Linked DNA regions of Homo sapiens: region 2 is linked to region 1. A link is an interaction called in ENCODE POLR2A ChIA-PET data of the cell type or tissue named here. Cell type or tissue: OCI-LY7. All regions are shown on one strand.

Region 1 (8,000 bases):
ACCTCGGCCTCCCAAAGTGCTGGGATTACAGGCGTAAGACACCGCGCCCGGCCTCCAATTTATTTATAAGAACAACTGACTGATTTTAGGGAAAAGGGGAAGTCACTATCTGAATTTTAACAAAACTGCTGACTAACTGGTGACATGATTTTTTTTAATAGTAAAAAAATAGATAATAAAGCCAGCAATATACCTCTTACATGTGGTTCTACATATCTTGGTAAGCTGAGTTTTTCAGGTAGGACAGATATTATAAACAAGTACTAAAAACTGATCTAAGACTCCTACCTAACTAGTTCACAAAGAATTAATCTGAGACTAATATTTTTATTAAGCATAAATTGTTTGTGCAGCATATTTTTAAAATTCTTAAGTATAAAAAAAGAATATAAAAAAACTTCCATTTTGAAAGTAAAACGAAAGATAAAGCTAGGAAAGTACATGACATATTTAGGGACTAGAGAGTGAGTGCTACATTTAGTAAACAAAAAGGGTGGAAGATGATATCAAAAATGTAATCGGGGGGTCAGTTAGTTACTGGAGGGCCTTGAATTTGAACTTTTGATTTTTATCTGAAAACTGAAAGTCTTTTCAACAAACGGTGTTGGATCAACTAGACATTCACATGCCAAAAAAAAAAAAAAATGAATCTAGACAATGACCTTACAACTTTCACAAAAATTAACTCAAAATGAATCACAAACCTAAATGTAAAACACAAAACTATAAAATTCCTAGAAGATTACACAGGAGAAAATCCAGATGACCTTGGGTATGGCAATGACTTTTTAGATACAACACCAAAGCCATGATCCATAAAAGAAGTAATTGATAAGCTTCAATCAAATTTAAAACTTCTGCTCTGTGAAGAAAACAAGTCAGACTGGGAGAAAATATTTGCAAAAGACATCTACTAAAGGATTGCTATACAAAATATACAAAGAAAGAAACTGAAGGAAAAAAAACCTGAATAAAAAATGAACAAAAGACCAGAACACTTTACCAAAGATATACAAATGACAATTAAGCATATGAGAAGATATTCAACATCATATATCATTACGGAATTGCAACTGAAAACAAAAGTAAAATACCACTACACACCTATTAGAAAGGCCAAAATCCAAAACACTTAAAATACCAAATGCTGGCTAGAACGTAGAACAGAAATTCTCACTGATTACTAGGGGGAGTACAAAATGGTTCAGCCACATTGGAAGAAGTTTGGCAGTTGCGCCTACAAAACTCAATATACTCTTGCCATATTATCAGGTAATCCCTCTCCTTGGTATTTACCCAAATGAATAGAAAATATGTCCACACAAAGACCTACACACATTTATAGCAGCTCCCCTTATAAGTGCCAAAACTTAGAAGCAATCACGATGTCCCTCAGTGAGTGAGTGGATTAATAAACTGTGGAATATAAAGACATTGAAATATTATTTGATGCTAACAACATATGCCTCCCAAGCCATGAAAACATACGGAGAAATTTTAAAGGCATATAATTAAGTGAAAGACGCCAATTTGAAAAGGCTACGTGCTGTATGATTCTAACTATATGACACTCTGGAAAAGGCAAAACTATGGAGTCATTAAAAAAATTAATGGTTGACAAGGGTTGAAGGGAAGGACAGATGAATAGGTAGAATAAAGAAGGTTTTTAGAGTAGTAATGCTATTCTGTATGATACTACAATGGTGGATACAGGACATTATACATTTGTCAAAATCCATAATAGTTACAACACTAGGAGTGAACACTAAAGGAAACTATGGACTTTGAGTGATAAAGAAGTGTCAATGTAGGAAGGCTCACTGATTTTAACAAATATGCCACTCTGGTACAGAATGTTAACAGTGGGAAAAATTGTGCCTGTGTGAAGAAAGGAAGTATACAGGAACTCTGTACTTTTGGCTCAATTTTGCTGTGAACCTAAAACTGCTCTAAAAAACAGTCTCCTTAAAAAAATGATACTGGCCCAGGCACGGAGGCTCACACCTGTAATCCCAGCACTTTGGAAGGCAGAAGTGGGTGGATCACGAGGTCAGCAAATCGAGACCATCCTGGCTAACATGGTGAAACCCCGCCTCTACTAAAAAATACAAAAAATTAGCCGGGCGTGGTGGCGGGTGCCTGTAGTCCCAGCTACTCAGGAGGCTGAGGCAGGAGAATGGCATGAACCCAGGAGGCGGAGCTTGCAGTGAGCCGATATTGCGCCACTGCACTCCAGCCTGGGCCAGAGAGCGAGACAAAAAAAAAAAAACAAAACAAAAAAAAACAAAAAAAACATGATCCTGGCAACAACATGAAGTATGAGCCAGAAAAGGAGCTAAAGTGAGAGAAATCAAGTAAGAGGATACAATACTTTAGGCAAGAAACAAGGATGGATTAGACTACAACACTGGAGGAAGAAACAAAAAGCATTCTAAAATAGTATTCAAGTTTCTTGATGTATATAAACTAATCTACTAGTGACAATCATTGCAAATCTTTATGTGCAATGAGAAGGACTTATTTTCTCCAAATTCACAACAAACCAATAAGGTTTTTAGCAAAATACATGTGGTACCCTGGAATAACTTTCCAGGTTTACATTATGACAAACACATGCAGTGAGATTAAATAATATGTAATTAATTATTTTCATGCTTAAGTAGGAACTGGGTCTTCAACATTCTAAGGAATTTTTTAAAAACTGAAACACTATAAAAATAATAAAAGCATAGTTATTTAATGCTTAGTTTTCTTATACAGTCTGTGAAATAACTGAATAAAGACAACATCCTACTGAATAGTTTAATTTTTTAATGAATGTAAATTGTTATCTGTTTGAGAAATGAACTACTCCCTCCCAGAAAACTCCAAGCATTGTTAAATACATACTGAATACCTGTTAAAAATCAGTGTAAATAACTCAGTGTGGAGAAATAATTCTCTTTAAAATGACAATAAAAGAAATAATTGCTTTTTTGAAAGTTGAAAATTAGCCTCACCCTTTTCTTCAGGCTTTAAAGAAAAATATTTCTTCTCTGCAGCTATCAGTTCAGGCTTTGGAGCTATGGGAAAAAACATTAATACTTTTTTAAGAAGACAGTTTTAAAGCACAGAGACAATTACACTTCTAAAAAGTAAAGATGAGTTGAAAAATAACATCAGATGAAACCATGGTTTAATAGAAAGAACAATGTACCGGAATTACCAGGCTCAATTTCTAATCCTGGACCTGCCACTATTACCCTACTCTGTGGTCTCAGTTCCTTCTTTGTCAAATTTAGGTGTTAGAGATCATATCCTCTACCGTACTGCAGTATGGAAGAGCTGTGGTGATGAAAACATTCTATTTTTTCAGTATCCAACATGTGACTACTGAACACTTGAAATGGCACTCCTATGACTGAGAAACTGAATTTTTAAATTTTATTTAATCTTAAGTTTAAAAGCCACACATGGTTAGTGGCTACCACATTGAAGAGTAAAGCTATATAAAAAGCTTTCAACACCAACTTCTATAAAAATTACTTTTAACTTATGTTTTCTTTGCTCTAGGATTAGGTCAGCAAATATAAAGCTAAAACCAAGGGCGACAAAAAGACTTGAATTATTCTAAAAAAACAGCAAATCTTTTAGGAAATAGAAATTTTTATTACACTTGTAAAGATCAATTATTCGAAAATTATGGAAGCAAAGAGCCAGATTACAAAACTTTAACTCTTGAAGACACTTCTAGGTCTACCATAATTTATTCATCTGTTTAAAATCATCTACTTTGTTTAACCTTCAGCATATTCCCTGAAAAGAAGAGTACATAAATTATTATTTGAGACATTAACAAATGGATTTCATTTGAAACGGTAGAATAACTAGTTGGCCAGGTCAATATATTAAGTTTTCTAAAACAGTTTAAATTTGATTAATTTTATTAACTCAAAATTACATATAAAGTATCTACATTTTCAAGATCCCTATTTTATACCATTTGTACTTTAAGAAAAATGACAGATACTAATGCATGTGAACACTCAATTTTCATATATTTCTAAAAATGTTTACAGACATCATACTTGATAAAAATCAATAGTTTGCATTAGATCCAATTTTACCATTTTAGAATTTTAAAAAATGGAAAATAGCAAACTGAATAATATGCTTCTTACATACCTGGAGCCTTAGCAGGAGGTGGTGGTTTCTTTGGTTTCTGTTAAAATAATAATGGTGGAAACGGCTGACCAGTTTCATATCAAATATAGTTAAAATAAACTCTAATTAGTAATAATCTAAATTATACAAATGTCTCTCCTCTTCATTCAATCCTTGACAAAATATAAAATGCTAAGATCGTAAAAACTACCCAAAAAGTCAATGACAACAAATTATTTCATTAGAAAAAACAGCCTCATTGGTCAAAATTCAGTCAAATATCTCAATCCATATTTCAGTGGATTGAATAAACCTTAAAAATCTTAATGAGCAAAAATGTTCTGCTCTGCCTCCCCTAGGTTAAGATTCCTAAGTACCATTTTACCCCTCTTTTGCAGCTGGGGTTGTGGGGAGAGGAAGACTGGCAGAACAAGGGAGAGACCGTTTTTTTTTTTGTTTGTTTTGTTTTGGTTTTTAAAAACAGAGTAGCAACAAATAGACTTAGTTTTCACTCTTAACTCTTTGGAACTCTCAAAGGAACAGTTAAAGGCAAAGACATGTTTTTTCTCAATTTATAAACATTCGCTCATTTTTAAGACTTAATACCTTAAAATATTGATATACACTTCTAAGTTGGTGGACTTGGTTTTTACAAATTAAGAATAATTGATAAGCCGTAATGTACAAACATAATAAAAGCAGAAAAACGTATTCTTTAGTAAAACTATAAAATAAAGCATATGAAGGCTGAATCAATACTGAATGCAATCTAACAAAACAAAGGCCTCAGACAGCCTAAGCTTCCATAGAGTTGGAGAGTTATGCATTGGCTTAAACCTAACATGGTAGCCCATCCTGTTGTGTGCTTGTGTTGATGCTCTTTCCCTCTATTCTAAAAACTCTATTATATTCCTCATCCATGGGGAAAAGGGACCAAGTTGTAGGAAGGCAAAAGACCACTGATGAATGACTCAGCCTCACTTTTTCTCTGAGAAGTGACACAAAAATAACAAATTCTGTAAGGAGGCAGAGTGCTCTTGCCCTCCCAAAAAAATGCACCAACAGCATAACAGCAATATCCACAAGACCTTAAAATAAACTAGAGCTTTTCAACAACATTAAATAAAAATACAATTTCTTCCAGGAAAGTACTAATTTATGTTATTAGGATAGACAGCCCTTCTTAAATTATAAAATAAAGAAGTCTAAGGTTATTTTTCAGTACAGTCGAGAAAGAAACAAAGGAAGAATAAAGTACGGAACTGAAACATTATTTTGTTTTACTATAACTCAAATAACTCCTACCTGAATAGCTACATCTGAAACTCCTTCATAAAAATTATTCAATAATAATGCAAAAAAACTTGTTTGCAAAAGAATAGTGGCAAAATGTTCTTTCAAGTATTATCATCATTGAAAAACAAAAGCTTACTGGAAAGTCTTTATCAAGTTCATTTATCTGGACAGCAAAATTGTCTGGAAATACTCCTTCTTTACCATTAAGTTCGCCCCTCCACCAGCCAGCTTCTCCAGTCTCCTAAAAAGCAAAATAGAATAATTAAGACAATAGACCTTTTTTTTTTTTTTAAGATAAAGTGTTGCTCTGTTGGCCAGGCTGAAGTGCAGTGATGCGATCATGACTCACTGCAGCCTCAACCTCCTGGGCTCAAGTGATCCTCCCAACTCAGCCTCCCAAGTGGCTGGGACCACAGGAATGCAATCATAAACTTCTGGGCTCAAATGATCCTCTTGATTTGGTCTCCCAAAGTGCAGGAACTACAGGCATGAGCCACTGTGCCTGGCTGGAACTAAACAGATCACACTGTCCTAAAAGAAAATATTTCCCACGTATTACTTTTAGCAGCAGTTACAAAATTGCGTTTAGTTTTAAAAACTATATCAATTTTAAAATTCCATTTATAACGTTAAAATGTTCTCAGAGGAAAAAAGAGAAAGATAAAATGAGGCCGGGTACGGTGGCTCACACCTGTAATCCCAGCATTTTAGGAGGCTGAGGTGGGTGGAACACCTGAGGTCAGAAGTTTGAGACCAGCCTGACCAACAAGGTGAAACCCCGTCTCTACTAAAAATACAAACATTAGCCAGGCATCGTGACAGGCGCCTGTAGTCCCAGCTACTCAGGAGGCTGAGACAGGAGAATTGCTTGAACTCGGGAGGCAGAGGCTGCAGTGAGCCGAGATCACACCACCACTGCACTCCAGCCTGGGTGACAGAGCGAGACTGCATCTCAAAAAAAAAAAAAAGATATAATGAAAGGAAGTGGAAAAGAGAGGAAGGTGGAGAGGGAGAATATGAATTTCTAAACTGTATCCTTCTTAACACTTTTAACACTTTATATACTAAAAATTAATCACATTATTCAGCTGCTTTAAAAATTAACACGATTTGACCAGGCACAGTGGTTCATGCTTTGTAATCCCAGTAACTTCAGAGGCTGATGTGGGAAGATTGCCTGACGCCAGGAGTTTGCAACACCAGCCTGGGCAACATAGCAAGACCCTGTCTCTACAAAAAAATTTTGAAAAAAGAATTAATCAGGCGCAATGGGATGCAACTGTAGTAGTCTCAGCTACTTAGGAGGCTGAGGCAGGAGGATCACTTGTGCCCATGAGCTCAAGGCTGCATTGAGCTATGATCACACCACTGCACGCCAGCCTGGGCGACAAAGCTAGACCTTGTCTTTAATTTTTCTTTTTCTTTTTTTTTAATTAACAAGACCTTCTAAGTTTCTTCTAAATACCCACCACCCTTGCATGAAAAATTAGGTGTAATCAGTGCAAATTATATTAATATGAAAATTCACATACATTTATAAAATTCTTGCTAAATGATTTTAGCTGCTATTGCCACTAAAACAAAAAAGGTAACTATGTGAGATGACAGATGTCAATTTGCTTCACTATAATAACCTTTTTATTACTACGTATCCTATAACATCATTATACTTTACACAATAAAACTTATTTTTAAAAAAAATTATATACACTATGACATCTTATAACAAAGTCAGTGTAAAACAATGGGGCCAGGTGTGGTAGCTCACACCTGTAATCTCGGCACTTTGGGAGGCCAAAGCGAGAGGAATGCTTGAGCTCAAGAGTTTGAGACCAGCCTGGACAACATAGCAAGACTCCATTTCTACTTAAAAAAGGTTGGGGGTGGGGGGCAGAATTTCAAAAATTATTCTACAGGGTTATAGCAAAAACAAAATATTTGTAATTTTCCCATAATACTAGTTATTATAGGATTCTGCCCACACACAAGTAGTACTGGGTTTTCTCTTTATTTTGCATTAGGATTTATTCCAAGTTATAAAATCACTTCATTCTTTAAAATGGTGACATCATTTTCCAGAGTAAAAAGAGTTTCAGAACCATTTCCATACTCATGGATGTTTAGCTTGTTTCCCTATTTTTCTTCTGTTTACATTACAAACAACACTCCAAACGACAGACAGGAGAAAAAATAGAATGAGGTGGAAGAGAAGTAAGAATAAAAACCTGGGAAGTTGAGGTTAATTTTAAAAAAAAAGTACTTAAAAAAGAACAAATATGATGGTTAACAATAATTCCCAATATGTAAATTACAACAAATATAGTCAATAAAAGTTAGCTCAAAAAGAGAACGTTCTGAGCACTTATTACGTGCCAAGTTTTCAGGACTTAGAAACAAGACAAAGTCCCAGCTCTTCTAGATTCCAGGGTGAATATAAGAACACTCTAGGGTGAATGTATAACTTTTGAAAAATATTTCTATAAATAAATTAAGCAATTCACTGAAAAACAGAAACACCTTACCTTACTTATCAAATGGATTATCTCCCCCTCTTTAAAAGT
Region 2 (8,000 bases), 190 kb after region 1:
CTCCCCTACCATTATTTGAGAAACATTTTGATAAAAGTAATTTATTTCATTTTTCCATCTCTTTTTCCATTTTTTTTCAAGTTACTGTTTTACATATGATTTATTTATATTGGCTATTGTGGCTCTCAAACATCACAAGGCTTATGTTTATGCATTTAAATCTTCTGGGACTCCGCCAAAGCAACTGTTTTCATCTCATTCAATATTCATCCTTTCCATACCAATGAGTTTCTAGGAGACTTTCCACAAGGTCCTTGGAGCTAGTGCATTTTCTTACAATTTTATCTTGAAATGATTTAGGACTTGAGAATAATCATAAGAAAAAAAAACCCAAAAAGAAAGAGTGTGAATGAGATATATAGCATGAATGAGATAATTAAAAATAAATAGGCTTTAAAAGATCATGTCCATACATACAATTTCTGTAATTTAAAAAAGCTTCAGTAAACATGGTACTTAAAGTTTTGTTGTTTGTTTGATAGGTATATAGAAGGTGTAAATATGCTATGAGATGATTGCTGGCTTTTCCAAATCTCTTAGTTCACATTCCTGGCAGAAATGGTTGGGGTAATCCATCTTTGAGGACTAAACCTGAGAAAATATTAAATATCAGTTCTTAAAGCTTTAAAGTGGTAGGCTTGATTTCAATTTGCTAACTCCTTTCTTCAATGTCACATTTTAAAAATGGCTTTTCTAAAATTTACTCTCCCTTACACAGGGATGAATTAAACCAATTAAATGTATATACATGGCCCTTTCCAAAACTAGAATTCCGAGATTATTCACATCAAAAAATAAGTGAAGTGGAATTTTAATAATCTATTCAAAGACCCCAGCCTGTGTAGCTCATCTACATGGTGCTGGTTTCTTTAAATAGAGAAAATTTATTGAAAACAAAAATGCCTTGACTAAATTTTACGTTGAAAGATAAAAGGGAGACCCACGAGGCCTGGGATTTTCCAGATAGAAGGTGCAAAATTTCTATCTGCCAAGTGCATGGGATCTTTGAGTGACCATCCTCAGCTAGATGCTACAAGACAACAAGTCTCAGCAGAGATGAAGGCAGTTGATATCTGTCACTTGAATGGTTACCTGCAAATTATTAGGTTTTAATAATAGAGTCTTGTTTAGATATTGTTGCAGTTTATAATTTGCGTCACTGATCTGCATAAGTACATGGAGCCAACTCTTATTATTCATAGATATTTATGTATGAATTTGCTTACTTGTTAAAATTTATTTGTAACTTCCAAATCAATATTCATGGCACTTTCTTGGTTATTTGCAGACATGCATAGAATGGTGAAAAATTTGAGTTGCTTGATGTTCACATTTCTCGGCTGAGGTTGAATGAGGTAATCCTCTGCTTTCTTGTTCTGGCCCTCATACTGTAAGCAAGTATTCTCTTTGAGGTCTATTTAGTGCTATGTTTTTTCACGTTTTTGTGCTTTTTGGTGGTAATTTTGCTTTTGAAAATGTTCCTGGCTGGGCATGGTGGTGACTCATGCCTGTGATCCCAGCACTTTGGGAGGCTGAGGTGGGTGGATCACTTGAGGTCAGAAGTTCGAGACCAGCCTGGCCAACATGGTCAAACCAGTCTCTATTAAAAATGCAAAATTAGCCGGGCATGGTGGCGCGCACCTGTAATTCCCAGCTACTCTGGAGGCTGAGGTAGGAGAATCGCTTGAACTGGGGAGACGGAAGTTGCAGTGAGCAGAGATCGTACCATTGCACTCCAGCCTGGGTGACAGAGCGAGAGTCTGTCTCAAATAAAGAAAAAAGGAAAATGGTCCTAAGCACACAAGGGTTATGATACGCCTTACAGAGAAAATAGGTTGCATTAGATAAGCTTTATTCAGGTAAGAATTATAGTGCTGATGACCATGAGTCCAGTGTTAATTAAATAAGGTGCCTTAAAACAGGAATACACATAATACAAGGTTATGTGTGATCAATTGATGAAAATATTGTGACCTGAGACTCACAGGAATCCAACTCTGTATTTTCCCTTTGAGCAATTGATCAGTATTTGCTAATTTGGTATTCACTGAAACTTTATAGAATATAACTACTGCAAGTAGAGAGAATCTACAGCATAACATAATGTTTATAATAAATTAATTGGCTTGAAAGATTTATTATTTTCATTATTTATTTACCCTTTTTGAGAGAAAATTAAAGAGAAGTTAGAAATACTGAGAATAATACAAAAAAGGCCATGTAAGTACTACATAACATTATCAATGAACAACAACATTTTGTTTTATTTGTTTAATCTTTTTTTAAAAAAACATGACACATCGGCCAGGTGGGGTGGCTCGAGCCTGTAATCCCAGTACTTTGGGTGGCCAAGGAGGGCAGATTGCCTGAGTTCAAGAGTTTGAGACCACCCTGGGCAACATGATGAAACCCCGTCTCTATTAAAATACACAAAATTAGCTGGGTGTGGGGGCACATGTCTGTAGTCCCAGCTACTCTGGAGGCTGAGGCACAAGAATCACTTGAGCCCCAGAGACGGAGGTTGCAGTGAGCCGAGATCGCACCACTGCACTTCAACTTGGGTTTACAGAGTGAGACTCCATCTCAAAAAAAAAAAAAAAAAAAAGAAAAGAAAAGAAAAGAAAAGAATTAAAACATGACACACAAAGCATGTAAAGTAAAAATTCCCCTTGCTCCATTATGCTCTTCCTCAGAGACAACTGCTATGAATTTGTTTTTCATCTTTTTTCATACTTCAATATACTTACATATCCATGAAGCAGGCATGCTTACAAATAAACTAAGGCATTGCCCTTTGCTTTTTTTTTGGAGACAGTCTCACGCTGTCACTCAGACTGGAGTGCAGTGACGCTGTCTTGGCTCACTGCAGACTAGATCTCCAGGTTCAATTGATCCTTTTGCCTCAGCTCCCCAAGTATCTGGGACTACAGGGATGCGCCATCATGCCTAGCTAATTTTTTTGTATTTTTTATAGAGGCGGGATTTCACCATGTTGCCCAGGCTGGTCTTGAACTCCTGAGCTCAAGTGATCCTCTTGCCTCAGCCTCCCAAAGTGTGGGATTACAGGCATGAGCCTCCATACCTGGCCCAGCCCTTTGCTTTTGATGTCTATCTATGATGATCTAAATAGCTTCATCTCATTCTTTTTAATGGTTCTATAGTATTCCATCACATAAATATACTACAGTTTATTATCCATTCTCCTGTTGATAGGTACTTTGGTTATTTTCAATTTTTTAAATTTCTTTCTTTTTTTTTTTTTTTTTTTTTTTTTTTACTATTTTAGCAGGGCTGGAATGAGCATCCTTAAATTTGTATCCCTGTGTACTTATGGAAGAGTTTCCTTAAGCATATGTACCTAAAAGTGGCACTGCTGGATTAGGGAATGAACATATTTAGTTTCAGCAGATATTTCCAATTGGTCTCCAAATTGTTTGTACTTTACATTCTTATACTCAGTCCCTGACAACTCATAAGAAAACTATAATATTTATGTTAGGCTTTCTGGAGACACTTATTCATGTAGCACTGGGCTTGAAATCTTCAGCCTTTCTGAAGGTGGAAAGTGAGGCTTCTTAAGTTTATCCAAGAAGCATCCAGGTTTTACCACATAAGGCTAAGAACTATGTGATCAATAAAATTAGACTTTTGGGCCAGGTGCCATGGCTCATAACTGTAATCCTAGTACTTTTGGAGGCTGAGGCAAGAGGCTTGCTGGAGCCTAGAAATTTGAGGCCAGCCTGGGCAACATAGTGAGACCCCATCTCTATAAAAAATAACAACAAAAAATTAGCCAAGAGTGGTAGCATGTACCTACGGTCCCAGCTACTTAGAAGCTGAGGTGGGAAGATTGTTTGAGCTTAGGTTGAGGCTGCAGTGAGCCATGAACACACTGCTGCTCTCCAGCCTGTCTCAAAAAATATATATATACTTTTAATAGACATGGAAAATGTTCACAATATAATGTTTAATTTAAAAGGAGCTGGGCACTGAAGAGGGAGGAGGCAGAGAAAGATGGAATAGAACTCTCCAGTAATCACTGTCCCCGTAGGAACACTAAATTTAGCAACTATCCACACAATAAAGCACCTTTTGGAAAAACAAAAAATCAGGTGAGCAATCACAGTACCTGGTTTGACTATCATAGCAAGAAAAGAGGCACTGAAGAGGGTAGAAAAGGCAGTCTTGAATTGCCTACATTATCTCTCCCCATTCACCAGAAGCAGCTCTGTGGTGCTGAGAGAGATTCTATGTGCTTGGGGGAGGGAGACAACAGTGACTGTGGGACTTTGCATTGGAACTCAGTGCTGCCCTGAACTCACAGTGGAATGCAACACAGGACAGAGTTAAGCTGGCACCCATGGAGGGAGCAATTAAACCAGCCCTGGCCAGAGGGGAATTGTCCCTATCGGTGGTTAGAACCTGAGTTCTAGCTAATTCCACCACCATGAACTGACACACTCTGGGGTTATAAATAAACTGGAAAGGCAATCTAGGCCACAAGGACTGTAATTCTTGGACAAGTCCTGATGCTGTGCTGGGTTTGGAGCCAGTGGACTTGGGGTGCACACAACCCAGTGAGATATCAGCTGGCCAGCCAAGGGAGTGCTTGTGCCATAGTTCCCCCAGTTCCAGGCAGCACAGCTCACAGCTTTGGGAGAGACTCTTCCCCCTTGAAGAAAGGAGAAGGAAGAGTAAAAAGGACATTGTCTTGCAACTTGAGTACCAGATCAGCCACAGTAAAATGAAGGACCAAGCAGATCCCTAAAGTCCCTGATCCCAGGCCTTAGCTCCTGGATGGCATTTCTAAACCTGCCCTGGGCCAGAAGGGAACCCATTGCCCTGAAGGGAGAGTCCTAGGACTGGCAAGATTTATCACTTGCTAACTGAAGAGCCCTTGGGCCTTGAATAAACAGCTGTGGTAGCCAGTCAATACTTGCCATGAGTGTGGAGCTACAGTGGCTACAGGGAGAGACTTCTGCTTGAGGAAAGGAGAAAAAAGATTAAAAAGAACTTTGTCTTGCAACATATATGTCAGCTAAGCCACAGTAAAGTAGAGCACCTAGTAGATTCCTAACATTCCTGACTCTAGGCTCTGGCTCCTGGACAGTATTTCTAGACCCACCCTGGGTCACAAGGGAACCTGCTATTTTGAAGGGAAAGACACAAGCTTAGTTGGATTTACCACCTGCTGACTAAAGAACTTTTGGGCCTTGAACAACCATCAGCAGTAGCCAGGCAATGGTTACCACAGGCCTTTGCCAACTGCTAGTACTGTTCTGGCTTCAGGTCTGACCAAGCACAGTCTCAGTGGTGGTGGCTATAGGGGTGCTTGTGTCACACCTTCCCCAACTCCAGGCAGCATAGCATAGAGGAGAGACTCCTTTTGTTTGGGGGAGAATAAGGAAAGAGAACAGAGACACTGCCTGATAATACAGGGAATTCACCTGGGTCTTTCTCAAGACCAATAAGGTGATATCTATATGAGTCTGTAAGAGTCTGCATTAAGGGGCTTGAGGTGCCCCCTAAAGCAGATAAAGCTGCAGTGACCAAAGATTTACAACACAATACTCAATTCACTTTCAATACTTGGAAAGCCTTCTCAAGAAGGATGGGTATAAACAAGCCCACACCATGAAGACTACAATAAATATCTACCTCTTCAATGTCTAGATACAGATGAACATCCACAAGCATCAAGACCATCCAGGAAAGCATGACCTCACCAAACAAAGTAAAAATGGCAGTAGAGACCAATCCTGCAGAGGCAGAGATCTTTGGCGTTTCAGACAGAGAATTCAAAATAGCTACTTTGAGGAAGGTCAATGAAATAACAGATCGATGAAAGATCAAGACAACACAGAGAAGAAATTTAGAATCCTTTCCAGATAAATTTTAAAAAGAGATTGAAATAATTTTTAAAACTCAAGCAGAAATTCTGGAGCTGAAAAATTCAACTGATATACTGAAGAATGCATCAGAGTCTCTCAATAGCAGAATTAATCAAGCAGAAAAAAAAATTAGTGAGCTTGAAGACAGACTATTTGAAAATACACAGTGAGAAAAGGCAAAAGAATAAACAGAGTAAAAAAGAAGTGGGCCAGGTGCAGTGGCTCACACCTGTAATCCTAGCACTTTGGGAGGCCGAGGTGGGTGGATCATCGAGGTCAGGAGTTTGAGACCAGCCTGGCCAACATGGAGAAACCCCTTCTCTACTAAAAAAATACCAAAAATTAGCTGGGTGTGGTGGCATAATCCCAGCTACTTGGGAGCATGAGGCAGGAGAATCACTTGAACCAGGGAGGCAGAGGTTTCAGTGAGCTGAGTTTGTGCCACTGCACTCCAGCCTGGGCAACAAGAGCGAAACTCCATCTCAAAAAAAAGAAAAGAAAAAAGAAAAAGAAAAAGGAGGAAGTATGCCTATAAGATTTAGAATATAGCCTCAAAAGGGCAAATCTAACGGTTATTGGCCTTAGGACAGACACACACACACACACATGCACACACACACACACACACACACACACACACAGAGAGAGAGAGATATCAGGGTACAAAGTTAATTCAAAGGGATAATAACAGAGAAATTTTGAAACCAAGGAAAAGATACCCGTATTCAAGTACAAGAATAATGCAGAACACCAAGCAGATTTAATCCAAATAAGACAACTTCAAGACATTTAATAATCAAATTCCCAAAGGTCAAGAATAAAGAAAGGATCCTAAAAGCATCAAGAGAAAAGAAAATAACATACAAAGGAGCTCCAATATGTCTGGCAGCAGAGTTCTCAGTGGAAACCTTACAGGCCAAGAGAGAGAGTGGCATGACACTAACACGCTGAAAGAAAACAATGTTTACTAAAGTGCTGAAAGAAAACAACTTTTATTATAGGATCCTAGAGCTTTTATCCAGTGAAAATATTCTTCAAACATGGAGGAGAAATAAAGACTTTCCCAGACAAACAAAAGCTTAGGATTTTCATCACCATCAGACCTGTCCTACAAGAAGTGCTAAAAGGAGTTCTTCAATCTGAAATGAAAGGATGTTAATGAGCAGTAAGAAATCATCTAAAGGTACAAAGCTCACTGGCAATAGTAAGTACACAGACAAATCCAGAATATGATAACACTGTAATTGTGGTTTGTAAAGGACTCATATCTTGAGTAAGAAGACTAAAAGATGAACCTATCAAAAATAATAACTACAACAACTTTTCAAGACATAGCATAAAACAAAAAAGTTAAAAATGGAAGGATGTTGTTAAAATGTAGACTTTTATTAGTTTTCTATTTGCTTGTTTGCTAGTTTGTCTGTTTATGCAATATGTTAAGCTGCCATCAATTTAAAATAATGGGGTATAAGATGTTATTTGCAAGCCTCATGGTAACCTCAAATTTAAAAACCTACAACAGATACACAAAAAAATAAAAAGCAAGAAATTAAAACATACCACCAGAGAAAATCATCTTTGCAACAAGAAGGACAAGAATAAAGGAATGAAGGGAGAAAGGAGCAAAAAAACAACCATAAAGCAACAAAATGGCAGGAGTAAGTCCTTACTTATCAATAATAACATTGACTGTAAATGGACTAAACTCCCTAATCAAAAGACAGAGTAACTGAATAGATAAAAAAAGAGACCCAATTATTTTCTGCCTACAAAAAACACACTACACCTATAAAGACACAAATAAACCGAAAATAAAGGTATGGGAAAGGACATTCCATGCAAACAGAAATAAAAAAAAGAGCAGGAGTAGCTATATTTATATCAGACAAAATAGATTTCCAGACAAAAATCATAAAAAGAGACAAAGAAGGTCATTATATAATGATAAAGGGGTCAATTCAACAGGAGGCTATAACAAATACAAATATATATGCATCCCACACTGGAGCACCCAGATATATAAAGTGAATATTATTAGAGCTAAAGAGAGATAGACCCTAATACAATAATAGCTAGAGATTTCAACATCTCACTTTCAGCATTGGACAA

The links. ChIA-PET counts read pairs that join two places held together with the same protein. Peaks named below come from ENCODE experiments on the same cell type or tissue, not always from the same donor. Only the 100,000 strongest peaks of a DNase experiment are listed, where the experiment ranks them.
Region 2: POLR2A ChIA-PET joins it to region 1 with 6 read pairs; 2 of 35 experiments call an interaction of 5 or more read pairs at or near these places.

Annotation. Positions count from the first base shown.
Region 1 is chr6:47,577,065-47,585,064 of GRCh38, reverse strand. CD2AP (CD2 associated protein) reads right to left here. Exons shown (of 18, transcript NM_012120.3): 8 at 7,962-8,000; 9 at 5,576-5,680; 10 at 4,165-4,201; 11 at 3,000-3,062. Among named protein-coding and RNA genes, the nearest start is that of CD2AP-DT, 100 kb to the right of the region's middle. In OCI-LY7, no CTCF peak of the experiment used is centred here; a DNase peak (open chromatin) is centred at 3,264.
Region 2 is chr6:47,388,781-47,396,780 of GRCh38, reverse strand. LOC105375082 (a long non-coding RNA gene) reads left to right here. Exons shown (of 3, transcript XR_926865.4): 2 at 1,289-1,355. Among named protein-coding and RNA genes, the nearest start is that of TNFRSF21, 83 kb to the right of the region's middle. In OCI-LY7, no CTCF peak of the experiment used is centred here; no DNase peak of the experiment used is centred here.